Regions from separate parts of the Homo sapiens genome. Here region 1 is linked to region 2. The links are chromatin loops, found by intact Hi-C in ENCODE. Cell type or tissue: endothelial cell of umbilical vein. All regions are shown on one strand. Each heading gives the region's core, and the rest is flanking DNA. Links, peaks and the distances in the headings are about the cores only. Region 1 overlaps VAT1L (vesicle amine transport 1 like). Region 2 holds the start of VAT1L (vesicle amine transport 1 like).

Region 1 (2,500 bases), core at 1-2,500, 89 kb before region 2:
GAATAAAATGATGAGTTGCTGAAATGTCTTTTTAGGTCTGTTCTTTGAGGCTGAGAAAGGAACTCCTTAGTGAATCTACTTTGTGATTCTGAATTTGATTCCCCAGCAAGTGAGGGGCTTGGGGCTCTGACCTGGACTGGGTACCTAAATGGTGGGAGAGGTGGAGCAGAGTTAAAATATAGATGGATTGGAAAAAATGGGTATAGAAGCTCACAGGTGAGAATGAAAAGGGGCCCAGGGACCAAAGAAATGGTGTGATCCATGTGTCAGCTCCAAAGAGGTCTGAGACAAGCATATGAGAAACTGAGTTTTGCCAATTGGACAAGCAGTATTCAGAGGGCAGATGGGAGGTGGAGTTGGGAAAGATTCCCTAAGATTCTCATACGGAGAGTAAAGACCCTTTATAAGGTTTCGGGGCAGGGGAGGGGGGAATGAGAGAGCTCTTAACAGTATGGGGAACATTCAAATACCATACAGGTGCTTTTTCAACAACTTTCCTGCCTTGTCTTCAAAGATTTTGGAGTAATTTCTTCTCAGAGAGGAGTTATTTAATAAAATAGTCATGTGTATTTTACACTATTTAGCCTGGGTAAACTAGTAGCCAGTTAATAAGTTGGTGCAAAAGTAACTGTGGTTTTTGCCATTACTTTTAATGCCGAAGACTGCAATTACCCTTACACCAGCATAATAGTGAACCATTGCTTCTGTTTTTATGGGGTGAGTACCACGGGGCATCCCAGTACTAGACTTTGATTAATTAGTGACCAAGTGATCAACGTAATGAAGTAGATAATTGTGAACTACTCACATGGGATTAATCAAGTTGAATTTCACCAAAATGACATCAAGAAACTGGGACAAAAATAGAATTATTGGTAAATGATAAGTAAGGATGACTACATCGTCCATCTGCATTTGACTCACATGTTAGTCATATCCGATATCCTTGCAACGTGCAGGGACTCTCACTGATAATAATAAACCACACGTCCACTTCAAAGGAAATACATGGCTATGATTGAAATTACTGGAACATTCCAGCAATGGGATGTTTACCTGCCTCTGGTGAGTTCAGCCTTCTTTCTGTTACAATGGTCTGAAGATGACAAAAAAATGCTTGCATATTTATACCTCTCAAATATCTATTTTATAAGCTCTTCAGGAAATAGCAGGGAAATAAGTGTTTTTTTCTGAGTTAGCCAGAATTAAAACTCAGTTTTCTATTGTACCTACAGGGGACAAGGTACCAAGAATCTTAAACATTGGATAAACCCAATATTATTTTGCTTCAGATTATGCCATCTAGCTTCAAATACTCCTATTTTAGTTTGTGGAGACTAATGTGGTTTTTTTTTTTTTTTTTTTTTTTTTTTTTTTGAGACAGAGTCCCGCTCTGTCGCCCAGGCTAGAGTGCACTGGCGCGGTCTCGGCTCACTGCCAGCTCCGCCTCCCGGGTTCATGCCATTCTCCTGCTGCCTCAGCCTCCCGAGTAGCTGGGACTACAGGCGCCCGCCACCATGCCTGGCTAATTTTTTGTATTTTTAGTAGAGACGGGGTTTCACCATGTTAGCCAGGATGGTCTCGATCTCCTGACCTCATGATCCGCCCGCCTCGGCCTCCCAAAGTGCTGGGATTACAGGCGTGAGCCACTGCGCCCGGCCTGTGGAGACTAATGTTTAAATTGGTTTGCATGCCTATGACAGAAAAGAAGAAAAAGAAGAGAGAAAGGAGGCCCTGGAGCCTCATTTTGCTGGAGAAAATCTTCTTCCAGTTGTTTTGCATACATCTCTTCCACTCCTAAGACATAGAAGTGAATGTAGAAAGAGATGGAAACAGACATGAGTTCCATCTATCCAGGGCTTCTGTCTTAAGAGTGGGACGCTCAGGAGGAGTTTAGGAGAAGAAGAACAGACATGTGTTCCATCTATTCAGGGCTTCTGTCTTGCGTGGGATGCTCAGGAGTAGTTTAGGGGAAGCAGAGTGTGTACTTTGCAACTTCTCAAATAGTAAAGATCCTCCCTTAAAACATGCATATCCTAGCCACTCTTCCCCATCCTACTGTGGGTCCTTCATGCCTTCTTTATTTCTGAACTTCCTTTGAAGTCATTCATATTTTCCACCTGTGCTACCTTCTGTGGGTGATGTCCCTTAGTGGTTCTAGTCATATCAATGACCACATTGGCTTGGTCTTGCTTTATCCCATTTGAAATAATAGGATATAGGACAGTAGGCACATGTTATTTTAAAATTGAAAATAACTCACAGTAATAGAAACATTATAGGAAACATTAAAAAATGAAACACCCCCATCCCACTACCCCAACATATCAGCACAATTCACTTTTCAGAGCCTTTGCAGGCACATATGTAGAGGTACCTATTGCTGACCACGTCCCTGCTGCTGTTTTGCACTCACCATATAAAATGTAGGTTCCCAGGGGTTTGAGAAGACTGAGACCTTTTCCAGTGTTGTCCCCACAGAGGCAATCCAAAACGATGT
Region 2 (12,120 bases), core at 1-2,500:
ACATGCAAACCTAGTGTTGGGTCCAGTCCGCCTCTGCTGGGTAAGCTCTTCCCAGAACTTCAGGGAAATTACAGTGCCCGCACACAGAGAGGCTTAAACTCTCCCCGGGAATTTCAGCTGAGCGTGAGGGCCTGGAGAAGTTCCCCCAGGGGGAATGGGGAATAGAGGGCAGCTTAGAGAGCTGAGCTCCTTCTGAGATGGGACCAGGAATTCCGGGGAGACTGATCAGGGTTTTTTCCCCTCTCGGAGAAACAGAGGATGGAGAGGGGCATGGAGGGGGTTGCGCTGCAGCCCTGGTCTCCACCCTCACCAAGCCTGGGTGCAAGGTACCGACCCTCTTCCTTCCTAGTTCCTTTCCCCGTCAGGCTACGGGGAAGGAAGTGGGCAGGAGGCGGGATCCAGCCCTGCACCCTGTCCCAGGCCCTTCAGGACAACAGCATAGAGGTGAAAAAAGATCATGTATCAAATTCCCGGCCAAGCCACTTAGTGGCAGCTGACTGATCTTGGGCAAATCACTCATTCTCGCTGAGCGGCGGCTTTCTTACCTGTAAACGGATCATGATGGCACCTGACTCATTAGGTCCCAGGAAGTATTAAATAAGATCGCACGTGTAAAACTACCAACGGCGGCTGGCACACAGTGGGCTTGCGGTTCTTAATACATATATTTTTAATTCTGTTAAGCATCAACCCTCCCGTGCGAAAGCTGAGTTGTCCTCTCAGACGGAGAACTCCCGTAGCGCAATCTTCCAGACCCGGGGTGCCTGGGCGCCAGCATTCTCCCCGCGCCCAGGAGCTCACATTCTCCTCCCGTCACCCCTAGATCTGGCTTGGGGAGGCCGCCCCTCTGCATCCTCCCCAGCTTTGGCCCGGGGAGGCTCTGAGACCCGGGTGAGGGCGCGGAGGGGGTGCGCGCGGCGGTTCTACCCGGGCAGCATCCCAGCCGCAGCTTTCCCACCCCCTCCCCAGCGCCCAGCGCGCAAAAAGAGAGAAAGCGAGAAAGGCGCGGATACTGGACCAGGCTTTGACGCGGATCTTGAGCTCGCCGTCCTGAGGCTCGGGCATGGCCTTCCTGAAGAGCCGCAGCTTGTTGAGCCCCCCGAAGCCAGCCAGCACCACCGCGCGCATCTCCTGGGCGTCCCCGAGGCGGTGCGAGCCGTCGCCGCCGCCGCCCTCCGCCGGCTCCTTGCCTGCCTCCTTCTCGATCATTTGCTCCGTCTCCTCCGCCTTCTCCACGCCTTCCTTGGCCATGGCGCTCGAGGGCGCGGGGCGCACGGGCTGCGGTGGCTGCGGTGGCTGCGGCGCTGGGGGAGTGGGGCTCCTCTCCCGCGGGTTCCTCCTGTTGAATGTGGGATGCTCGGCTGTGCAATGGCTGCAGCCTCTGCGAGCGCCGCCGCGGTCCACAGCCTCCGCCGTAATCCTCACAAGAGCCGTGCCCTAAGCGCTTCACCCCCGCCCCACCCTTCTTTCCTGTCCCAACGAAGCCTCAACTCCAGTTCCTGAAATAGTCCCAAGTTAGGGTCGGGATCGCGGCCCTAAACCCAAATTTGCCGAAGATCTGTGACTAAAACGAGCCTAGAGAGACCACCCTGTCATCCCCCTTCCTGTGGGCCCAGTACTTGGTTATATACGGCACAGGCTCGGGTGCCTTGAAATGGACCGAGACTAATGTCTGGGCCTGGAGGATGCCTTACCGCGACAAGGTTGCCCTCTCTCCCTCCCATCTTCGAGGCTGGGCGGGATAGTCGGGAAATTGGGTCGTTTCTCAAACAGCCAGTTTTGGGTGGAAGGGCGGAGAGGTTTGGGAAGCAGGGAACTAGAGATCCCGCTCACTGCCCTGAAGAGTCCAGTGCAGGGTCTTTTCACTCCAGACCTGCAGGGTCAGCCGGGATGCTCTTTGCTGGGTATCACCAGGGGCTTCCTTACGACGGCGAATTCTCACCACCCACACCATTTCGGGCTATTAAAGAGGCTTCAGACAAGAATCCTGTACCAGAAAGGATCCTGTTCGTGTTCTGATCCCCGGAAGACCAGTGTGTACCCGCTCCCCAACATGCATGCACATACACAGAGTAGTAACTGGCGTTTTGTTTTGTTATCAGGCTCTTTGAGAAAAACAGCTCATAGAAAAACTTGGAATTTCTGAAATAAAATAATGGGGAAGGACGTGGTTTTCCTAGGGGCAGTTTAAGGAAAGAGATGCAGGTGAGGAAGTAGGTCTATATTCTATTATAGTTGCTATGCCATTGCCAGCCTTGAGATCTTGGGCAACTCATTCAACCTTCCTGAGCCTCAACACACTCATCTATAAATTGGGTACATTGATTTTTTTTTCTATATTGTGTGAAGTGCTGGGGTGGACATGATTTCAGTGAGACATGGTCCTTATATTGGAAAAGGTCAATTTCAGAGCATGAGGCATGAAGGACACAGTCAACAAATGTGGTACAATGAATGATGTAAGTGCTGCCTCTTCTCTCCCCTCATTCTTCCTGTGCCTCACTGCTTTAAATGCCCTTGTCTTCTATTCCTTAAAAAAAAAAAAAAAAAAAAAAAAGACGATTGCCATTTTCCCTCCTTCCACAGGGTTCTGCACCTGCTGTCCCCTTGGCCTGGGGTATGTGTTCCATCTCCTTTATCTGGTGTTAACTCCTACTTCGTTCTCACCTCAAGGGTCCATTCCTGTTGGGAGGCACTCCAACCTCCAGATTGGTGTCCTCCCTGACTATAGACACTTATGTCCCTTTGTAGCCAACTTTTATATGTTTACCTGATAATATCTGTTTCCTTTATCCAACTGTGAACTTCATGTGAGCAGGAGCTATTTCTACTTTTATCCAGCGTGGTTTTCCCAGGGCTTAATACATGATTGGTACATAGTAGAATATGCACAGAGGCAGCCTGTTGAAAAACTGGTCCAGAGAGTTGGAGAAGTTCTCATGGAGGAGGGAACATTTGGGCTAGACCTTGAAGGATAAGGCAGGTTCTTCTGGCAGAAAAGGTCGCAAGCTCATTCAAATAACACAGAAAGGTAACAGGTAAAAGGGCTTTTGAGATTCTGGTTTGTTCTATGTAGGCAGAACATTGGCTGTATTTAGCAATCATTGGAGATGAGGCTGAAAGGTTTATTGGGACCAGCTTTTGAAAGTTCTCACATACCAGGTTATAAAATTTAAGACATAATCACAGAGGCAATTGGTGCCATAAAGGCTTAAAAAACAAAAACATGGGGAGAGCATTACCAGAACTGCATTTTAGGATAATAACTTTGACAGTAAGTGGGTGATGGATTAGATGATAGAGTTACTGGAAGCATCGAGATCAGTTAGAGACTAAGTGCAGGCAAAAAAAAAAAAAAATCCCCAAAAAGAAACAAAATAAATGAGAATGGTCCCAACTGAGGCAATGGCCATGGGATGGAAGGAAGAGGGCTAAAAGAAGCCTGAATAGGGCTTGGTTAGTGAATTGAACATTTTATTGTGAATCCAATTGTCCAAATTGTTTGTCTTGTTTACATTGTGAGATACAGTGTTTAGGCTGGATTCTGTCCTGAAACAAGAATTTGAACACCCGTCGTTTATTTTGGAAGTAATCCCAGGAAGCTCTGGCTGGGAAGTAGGAAAGTGAGACAGAAAATTGATACTACCCAATATGAGATGTATTAATAAGCAGATTACCGCAGTGGACAATTGGAGCTCAAACCCGCAGGGGACATTTGAGAGACAGTGTAGAACAAGTCTCAGAGTTGTCTCACCCAAGGAGTGAGGACATAGGTATTTATTCACTAAAGTCTATGCTTGATTGGTCAAGAACTGTTCCTGGAATTGTTAACTCCTTGACATTTCCATCCTGTCCCATGTACTTGGGCTGAGAGAATCCCCAGGCAGAGAATTGTGGATGCTCTTTGCAGGAAGCTATCATTTTATACATGGAATGATGAATTCCATGGAGACATAGCTTTGGCACCAATAATATCTGCAATATATGTTATTGTTTTGGAGGTGTCTACTGTTCTAGACACTGTAGGTATATTTCTTAATTTGATTCTGAAAATAATCTCATGAGTAAGAATTCCTATTCCCACTTTATGGAAGAGGAAAATGAAAATGAATCTTAACATGATGAATTATTGTGCTCAAAGGAACATGCTAGTTATAATGAGATAGAAGACCAACTCCAAATCTGTGCTCTTAAGATCTCATCATGCATGTTTATACGGACAGGCCAAACCAGTTCTGCCCCTGATTGACAATACTCCATGGCATTTTTTAATGTTCCCTGCTCTTTTTTTTCACCGCCTACTATCTCTGTACCACCAAGGTCCCTTGCCTTGGTTCTGAGTGTTTGTTTTCCTTTGGCATTAGTAAAGTAAACCCACTTTGTAGTCAGCACACAGCATGTTAAAGAGAAAGTGTTTGTCTTACAGTGTGTTAAAGGGAATATAATTACTCCCTCCAAGGGAATCTTCTGGCTGTTTACAAACCCCAGATTATAATTGGTAGGCAGCTGATTATCACAACAACCCAGAGAGAACCCACCACAGTCTGTGCTGCTTGTGGGGGGGTGGGGAGATACCCTCTTCTGAGTCCTATATACCACTATTGTTAAATATTCCCAACTCTGGTACTCCCTGGTGGAACGTGGAAAGAGCCACAGTGCATGGCATATCTCCAAATAAACACAATAAATCAATTTTTAATTTGTAAAATTGATTCCTTGGACATTCACTCAGAGCCTCCGTTGTGGAATTTCTTACATTATTGTAGAATAATGTGCATTATGTACATCATTGTACATAATGTCAAACAGTGGCCACTGATGGTAAAACAGAGTATTACAGCTCAGCTCTGTTACCTTGCAAATGGTCTGGGGCAGGGTATGTGCACGTGGGGGTGTGTGTGGGGGGTGGGGGGGGATGTAGAAGGCCAGATATAGGAACCCCTAATAGAGGTAAAGTCTCTGAGTAAGAAAATATGGGAAACCATCAGTACTGAGAGGTGACAGCATACTGGCAGCCCTCACAGCCCTCGCTCACTCTCGGGGCCTCCTTGGCCTTGGCGCCCACTCTGGCCGCGCTTGAGGAGCCCTTCAGCCCGCTGCTACACTGTGGGAGCCCCTTCCTGGGCTGGCCGAGGCCGGAGCCGGCTCCCTCAGCTTGCGGGGAGATGAGGAGGGAGAGGCCCGAGCGGCAACCGGGGCTGCGTGCAGTGCTTGCGGGCCAGCTGGAGTTCCTGGTGGGCGTGGGCTTGGCGGGCCCTCACTCGGAGCGGCCGGCCGGCCCTGTCGGCCCCCGGCAATGAGGAGCTTAGCACCAGGGCCAGCGGCTGCGGAGGGTGTGCTGGGTCCCCCAGCACTGCCGGCCCACTGTCGCTGCCCTCCCGGGGCCTTAGCTGCCTTCCCGCGGGGCAGGGCTTGGGACCTGCAGCCCGCCATGCCTGAGCCTCCCCTCGCCGCTCCATGGGCTCCTGTGCAGCCTGAGCCACCCCGACGAGCGCCACCCCCTGCTCCACGGCGCCCAGTCCCATTGACCACCGAAGGGCTGAGGAGTGCGGGCGCACGGCAAGGGACTGGCAGGCAGCTCCACCTGCAGCCCCCATGCGGGATCCACTAGGTGAAGCCAGCTGGGCTCCTGAGTCTGGTGGGGACTTGGAGAACCTTTATGTCTAGCTCAGGGATTGTAAATACACCAATCATCACTCCGTATCTAGCTCAAGGTTGGTAAACACACCAATCAGCACCCTGTGTCTAGCTCAGGGTTTGTGAATGCACAAATGGACACTCTGTATCTAGCTACTCTGGTGGGGACTTGGAGAACCTTTGTGTCGACACTCTGTATCTAGCTAACCTAGTGGGGACGTGGAGAACCTTTGTGTCTAGCTCAGGGATTGTAAACGCACCAATCAGCGCCCTGTCCAAACAGACCACTGGGCTCTACCAATCAGCAGGATGTGGGTGGGGCCAGATAAGACAATAAAAGCAGGCTGCCTGAGCCAGCAGTGGCAACCCGCTGGGGTCACCTTCCACACTGTAGAAGCATTGTTCTTTAATTCTTTGCAAGAAATCCTGCCGCTGCTCACTCTTTGGGTCCACACTGCCTTTATGAGCTGTAACACTCACCGCAAAGGTCTGCAGCTTCACTCTTGAAGCCAGCGAGACCATGAACTCACCGGGAGGGACGAACAACTCCAGACGCGCTGCCTTAAGAGCGGTAACACTTACCGCGAAGGTTCACGGGTTCACTTCTGAGCCAGTGAGACCACGAACCCACCAGAAGAAAGAAACTCCGAAGACATCCGAACATCAGAAGGAACAAACTCTAGACGCGTCACCTTAAGAGCTGTAACACTGACCGCAAGGCTCCGCGGCTTCATTCTAGAAGTCAGTGAGACCAAGAACCCACTAATTCTGGACACAGTACACTTTTAGAAATCGTTTTCTAAATTATTTGGAATGGTTCAGTAACTTCCCAGAGAAATGTTATTTAAGGAAGAGGGTCAATGTCTTTAACTATATGCTTTAATAATATTTGTTGCATTGTATTCTCTTCAATACAATTAGAATCATTTGTTGTACATATTTCATCTTTAAAATAATCCTATGCTATAGGACTATTATCCCTACTTTACAGAGGAGAAAATTTAATATAAACTGAGTAACTTTCCCAGAATTACTTCCTAAACAAATTGCAGAGTTGAGATTTGAAATGGGAGCTATTTGACTTTGAAATGTATGTTCTTAACCACCACACTTCAATGCTTATGGTTTTATTTGTTGCTCTTTTACTCACAAGAATGCCATCAAATAGGTTAAGAAAAAGGAGACAAATTTAGGAGGTCAATAATGGAGAGAGGTAAAAGATTCTGGCTGTTGAAATATCCTAACAAAATCCAGGGAGTTATATTAGAGGATTTGTGCCATAATTTCTTATAGTTTGTGGTTAATTCCCAATGAGCACAACATTATTTTTCAGAGAAGTGCTAGAGAAGTGTGCAGCCCATCCTGATGGTGGCAGTATACACTTCCTGTCTACACTTTGTAGGACGGGTCTTACATGGTAAACTCTAGTTGTGTCTGAGGGGAAAAAAAGTGCACTGATACTTATCACCTTTTGAGTGGTGACCTTGTGCTGTTGCTAAATGCTGGAGATAACATGGTGAATAAGACAAATATATTCTCAGTCCTAATGGAGTTATCAGCCCTGTTGAGGAGGTATATATTGGGTTGCCCAGGAGCAAACGTTTGTTAATTTGAAGATTTGCATACATACGGCTTGAGAAGTGATCCCAGGAAGCACTGGAAGAGGTCTGTGAAGGTGAGACAGGGTAGGAAAGAAGCCAATATGAGGTGTATTACTTAGCAGGTTATCACTGCTATAACCTGCTTAAATCCTGCTGGGGAACTCTAGGAGACAGCGTAGAGCACATCTCAGATGTATCCCCATCAAGAGGCAAAGAAAATGGAGAATCCACCAGCTCCTGTTAGTCCTTAGTTGAGGACTGTTTCTGTGGGGCACTAGCCATCTGCCACTTCTAGCCTGCCATGCACATGGGCTGTTTGGGAATAGGCAGCCAGACAAAGCTGTCCTGAAAGAGTTGCAGGTGTTTGTACTTGGAAGCCATGGGGTCGCTGTGCATGGCAGTGATGAGATCCAAGAGGGGGTAGGTTGGGCACTGACCATCTCTGCTACATATATTAAACCAAAAAAAAAAAAATCATGTAAGTAATTAGTCATTTACCAGTTCAATAAGTGCTGTAAAGGGGAAATACAAGGGGCTATCTGCATGGTCGGTAAAAGCTTCTCTATGAAAGCAATGGTAATGTATTAGGTTCAGCTACAGACAACAAAATATAATAATAAAATAAAAATTGGCTTAAAGAATATAAAATACATTAGGATGGGATGGAGGCTGTACATTATCATCAAGGATCAGTGTTCCTTCCTGCTCTGTACTCCAGGTCATGAATCACTGGCCTCCATTCTCATAGTTTAAGATATAGCCATCACATTTATGTGCTGGGTGACAGGACAGAGATGCGTGAGAGGGGAAGAAAGACCCACAGCTTTCATCTTAAGGGCACTTCAGGACTCCACCATAATACATGTACTTATCTCATATTAGCCAGAGCCTAGTCACATGGCCACATCCCACTGCAAAGGATGCTGGGAAACCTAGTTTTTTCTTAGCTAAGTAACAATGTCCAAGTAAAAGCTAAGGTTCTACAATTAATGAGGAAAGGGACAGATAGCATTAGGAGGTGTAGCAGTATCTTCCACAGATGCCACTGAAGGGCTTTAAATAAATGAATGATAGTCTGTGTGGAGTATTGAGGAGTCCCCATGGCCTCCCTACAACAAAACATTACCCAAGAATCCCAGTCCCTGGGATTCAATGCTTCCCTCTCACAACTCCTCTGTAAGATACATTTTCACCCTGTTGGAGTTTTCTCTCCATAGGGATCCAGCTGCAATTTTATAATGGATGTTAACAGGAAAACCCTAACCAAAAGTGCTACTCATAAGACCCTGAACACCATTTTAGCTCTCTATTAATCTGCTCATGTATGAATAGAAATAGAAACATTTCACCTGCTCTTACTCATCTCCATAAGCAGCTGTTATCCATGTGGAGATGATCTTATCAATTGTTTAGTATCATTTGGTAAACATGGTTGGTCAAGTAAAGAGGAAAATATACAACATAGGACTAAGGAATTTAAATCATGTAGTTTGTTTTTGAAATTTCACTCACACTGAAAGATAATTTCTGAGTGATTTCTTGTACCCCTCCCCTTGAATATTATCTAGGGTCCTCCCCCTAGTGTGATGCTGTATGATTTTTTTCTCTTTTTCTTTTCTTCCTCTTCCTCTTCCATTTCTCCTCCTCCTCCTCCTCCTGCTCCTCCTCCTCCTTCTTCTTCTTCGCCTCCTCCCCCTCCCCCTCCCTCTTCTTTTTGAGATGGAGTCTGGCTCTGTCACCCCAGGCTGTGGTGCAGTGGCAGAATCTTGACTCACTGCAACCTCCACTTCCCAGGTTCAAATGATTCTCCTAAATCAGCCTCCTGAGTAGCTGGGACTACAGGCATGCACCACCACACCTGGCTAATTTTTGTATTTTTAGTGGAAACGTGGTTTCACCATGTTGGCCAGGTTCGTCTCGAACTCCTGACTTCAGGTGATCCGCCCACCTTGGCCTCCCAAAGTGCTGGGATCACAGGCGTGAGCCACTGTGTCCGGCCCCTGTGTGTTTTCTTGTATGAATCACCACACAGTAATGCTGCCTGCCTCTTCCAAGCACTGCAGAGAGCTGTGTTTTCCCTAAAGTACTTTGCTATAGATCATGATGAGTAATGGGATGGGGACGTAAAATTCAGGTTCAGAAATAAACAAAGCATTTACTCCTCAAATAGGGTCCAACAGAAACCAGAAAGGGGACGAATTCCTCCCCTGCACCGTTTTTTCCACCTTACAAGCTGAGATCATCATACTATAAATAAGGATGAACCAGCCCTCCAGCTAATTCACTCTCTTGTTGCCCTGATGTCTCTGGTTGAGGCTAAGAGCTGATGTCCCTGAAAGTTTTGTTCCTTTTATTGTTGGATTGGCCTATATCCAGTTGGTTGGGGCTTCCTTGCAGTAATGACTGTGAAGCTACAAGACCTCAATGTAACTGAAAATGCACACCATGAAAAGGGCACATTTTGCCTTTCCTGTTCTGAGGGTAGCAGGCTTAAATCCCAGGAAATGGGGAAATGTTCTTCAGAAATCCTGTCCTATTCCTTTTAGTATGCCCCTTCTCTTCACAGAGCCTAATGGGGTACTTTCCACAAAGCAAATGGGAAGAAGTCCATCCATCACCCAATTGTCCAATCATCCATCTATCCACTCATTCATCCAATTCTACATTATTTTTTTGTTGTTGTTTTGTTTTATTTTTGTTTGTTTGTTTTTTGAGACAGAGTCTTGCTCTGTCGCCCAGACTGGAGTTCAGTGGCACGATCTCAGCTCACTGCAACCTCCGTCTCCCAAGTTCAAGTGGTTCCCCTGCCTCAGCCTCTCGAGTAGTTGGGATTACTGGCACCTGCCACCATGCCCAGCTGATTTTTGTATTTTTAGTAGAGACAGTGTTTCATCATGTTGGTCAGGCTGGTATTGAACTCCTAACTTCAGGTGATCTGCCCACCTCGGCCTCCCAAAATGCTGGGATTACAGGCGTGAGCCACCATGCCTGGCCCAATTCTGCATTCTTGATATGCACTAAGGAAGGTAGAAGGAACACATACCTTGTTTCCAGGACTTGTTCAGAACCCAGTTTTCCCATTTCCTACCTATGTGAATTTTAGGCTCTGAAAGGTTAAGAGAATTGCCCAATAAATGAGTATTAGAATATCTAATTCTGCATGAGATACCATGCCAAACTCTTCCAAGTATTATTTCCCATGCATAACAGTTGATCAATGGACAATAATTTCCTGGCTACTTCCTTCATGAATAAGGCCTGGCACCTGTCTTGAGTGGGGAGGCAGACACATAGAGAACATGGTGCAACGTTTCAGGGAGGCAAGACAATGTAAAGAGAGGCTACGTGCATATGTCTTGGGATCGGACAGGCTTTGTTCCTGGCTTGACCTTTTCCTAGCTATGTAACCATGAACAAGTTCCTTAATCTTTCCGTTGCTTCATTCTTTTTTTTTTTTTTTTTTGAGACGGAATATTTCTCTGTCGCTCAGGCTGGAGTGCCGTGGTGAGATATTGGCTCACTGCAACTTCCACCTCCCGAGTTCAGGCGATTTTCCCACCTCAGCCTCCCGAGTAGCTGGGATTACAGGCACCCGCCACCACACCTGGCTAATTTTTGTATTTTTAGTAGAGACAGGGTTTCATCATCTTAGCCAGGCTGATCTCCAACTCCTGACCTCGAGATCCACCCTCCTCAGCCCCCCAAAGTATTGAGATTATGGATGTGAGCCACTGTGCCCGGCCTGTTGCTTCATTTTCTAATCTGTGAGGTGTAGACATTGATCACATTGTCTTCACAAATATGTGGAGAAATTTAAAACAGCTGATTGAAATAAATGTCTATGCTTAGAAAAAAACTCTTTACATGTTAGTACTTTGTAACTGCCTTTGTCATAGCGCTTAATATTAAACACCTGTGTCTAATTTGAAATGGTTAGAGTTTAGTTAAGTGGTTTCCAAAGTCTATTCAACGAAACAGTGGTTTCCTAAATGTTGATGGATGCCAGGGTAAAAGGAGGGTCTGTGGTCAAATTAGCCTGAGACACTCTGGGTCAAATACAGTTAAGCAGCTTTCTTTAATGTAGATTTAGAGTCTTAGCATAACTCTTGAATCTCTACATAGGGATTCAGAATACAGCTTTACTGAGACTTATTAGACTTCCAGCCCTTTGCCCTTGAAGTTAACAAGATTAGCATTCTGCAGGATATCTTTTGGGGAAAACTGCTATAGGTAAATAAATGGATAACTATTTCTAAGTGTCTGCTCAAGGTTAGGCATTGTAGAAGGAACAAAAGAAAAAAATAACATGACTCTGACCTCAAGGAACTGAGGGGCTTACTTAAGATAAAATATACCACAAATTGTTTTAAGAAAACTTTAAATCCAGGCCCGAGAACATTATGAAGCAAATGAAGTGGGCCTGTTGTGGGACATAACAGAGAGTGGTGGGGACTGTGAGAAACCGGAGTGCAGAGGGCATTCTAAAAGAGATAGTGACTGGGCATGGTGGCTTAAGCCTGTAATCCCAGCACTTTGGGAGGCCAAGACAGGTGGATCACTTGAGCCCAAGTGTTTGAGACCAGCCTGGGCAACATAGTGAGATCCTGTATCTACAAAAAAATGCGAACATTAGCTGGGCATGGTGGCATGTGCCTGCAGTCCCAGCTACTCAGGAGGGGAGGCTGCAGCAGGAGAATTGCTTGAACCTGGGATGTTGAGGCTACGGTGAACCATGATCACACTACTGCACTCCAGCCGGGGCGACAGAGCAAGACTCTGTCTCAAAAAACAAACAAACAAAAAACTCAACTTTGATCCATCATTGTAATGTGAAAATGTGAGCTCAGGGTTGCTGGGGCTTCCAGGTGTTTCTGAGAGGCCA

What was found. A loop is a pair of places that touch in the nucleus more often than their neighbours do. Peaks named below come from ENCODE experiments on the same cell type or tissue, not always from the same donor. Only the 100,000 strongest peaks of a DNase experiment are listed, where the experiment ranks them.
Region 1: it touches region 2 in a loop (4-fold over the local background); 2 of 110 quality-filtered maps call a loop at or near these places.

The regions. Positions count from the first base shown.
Region 1 is chr16:77,876,390-77,878,889 of GRCh38, reverse strand. VAT1L (vesicle amine transport 1 like) reads right to left here. Exons shown (of 9, transcript NM_020927.3): 5 at 2,417-2,500. Among named protein-coding and RNA genes, the nearest start is that of VAT1L, 89 kb to the right of the region's middle. RefSeq lists an enhancer at 370-1,569. In endothelial cell of umbilical vein, for the core only: no CTCF peak of the experiment used is centred there; a DNase peak (open chromatin) is centred at 1,059; H3K27ac peaks cover 813 bases.
Region 2 is chr16:77,777,814-77,789,933 of GRCh38, reverse strand. VAT1L (vesicle amine transport 1 like) reads right to left here and starts at 1,370. Exons shown (of 9, transcript NM_020927.3): 1 at 1,019-1,370. The coding sequence starts at 1,251. The region is part of intron 1 of LOC107984878 (a long non-coding RNA gene); the gene reads left to right. In endothelial cell of umbilical vein, for the core only: no CTCF peak of the experiment used is centred there; a DNase peak (open chromatin) is centred at 1,503; H3K4me3 peaks cover 779 bases; H3K27me3 peaks cover 1,349 bases.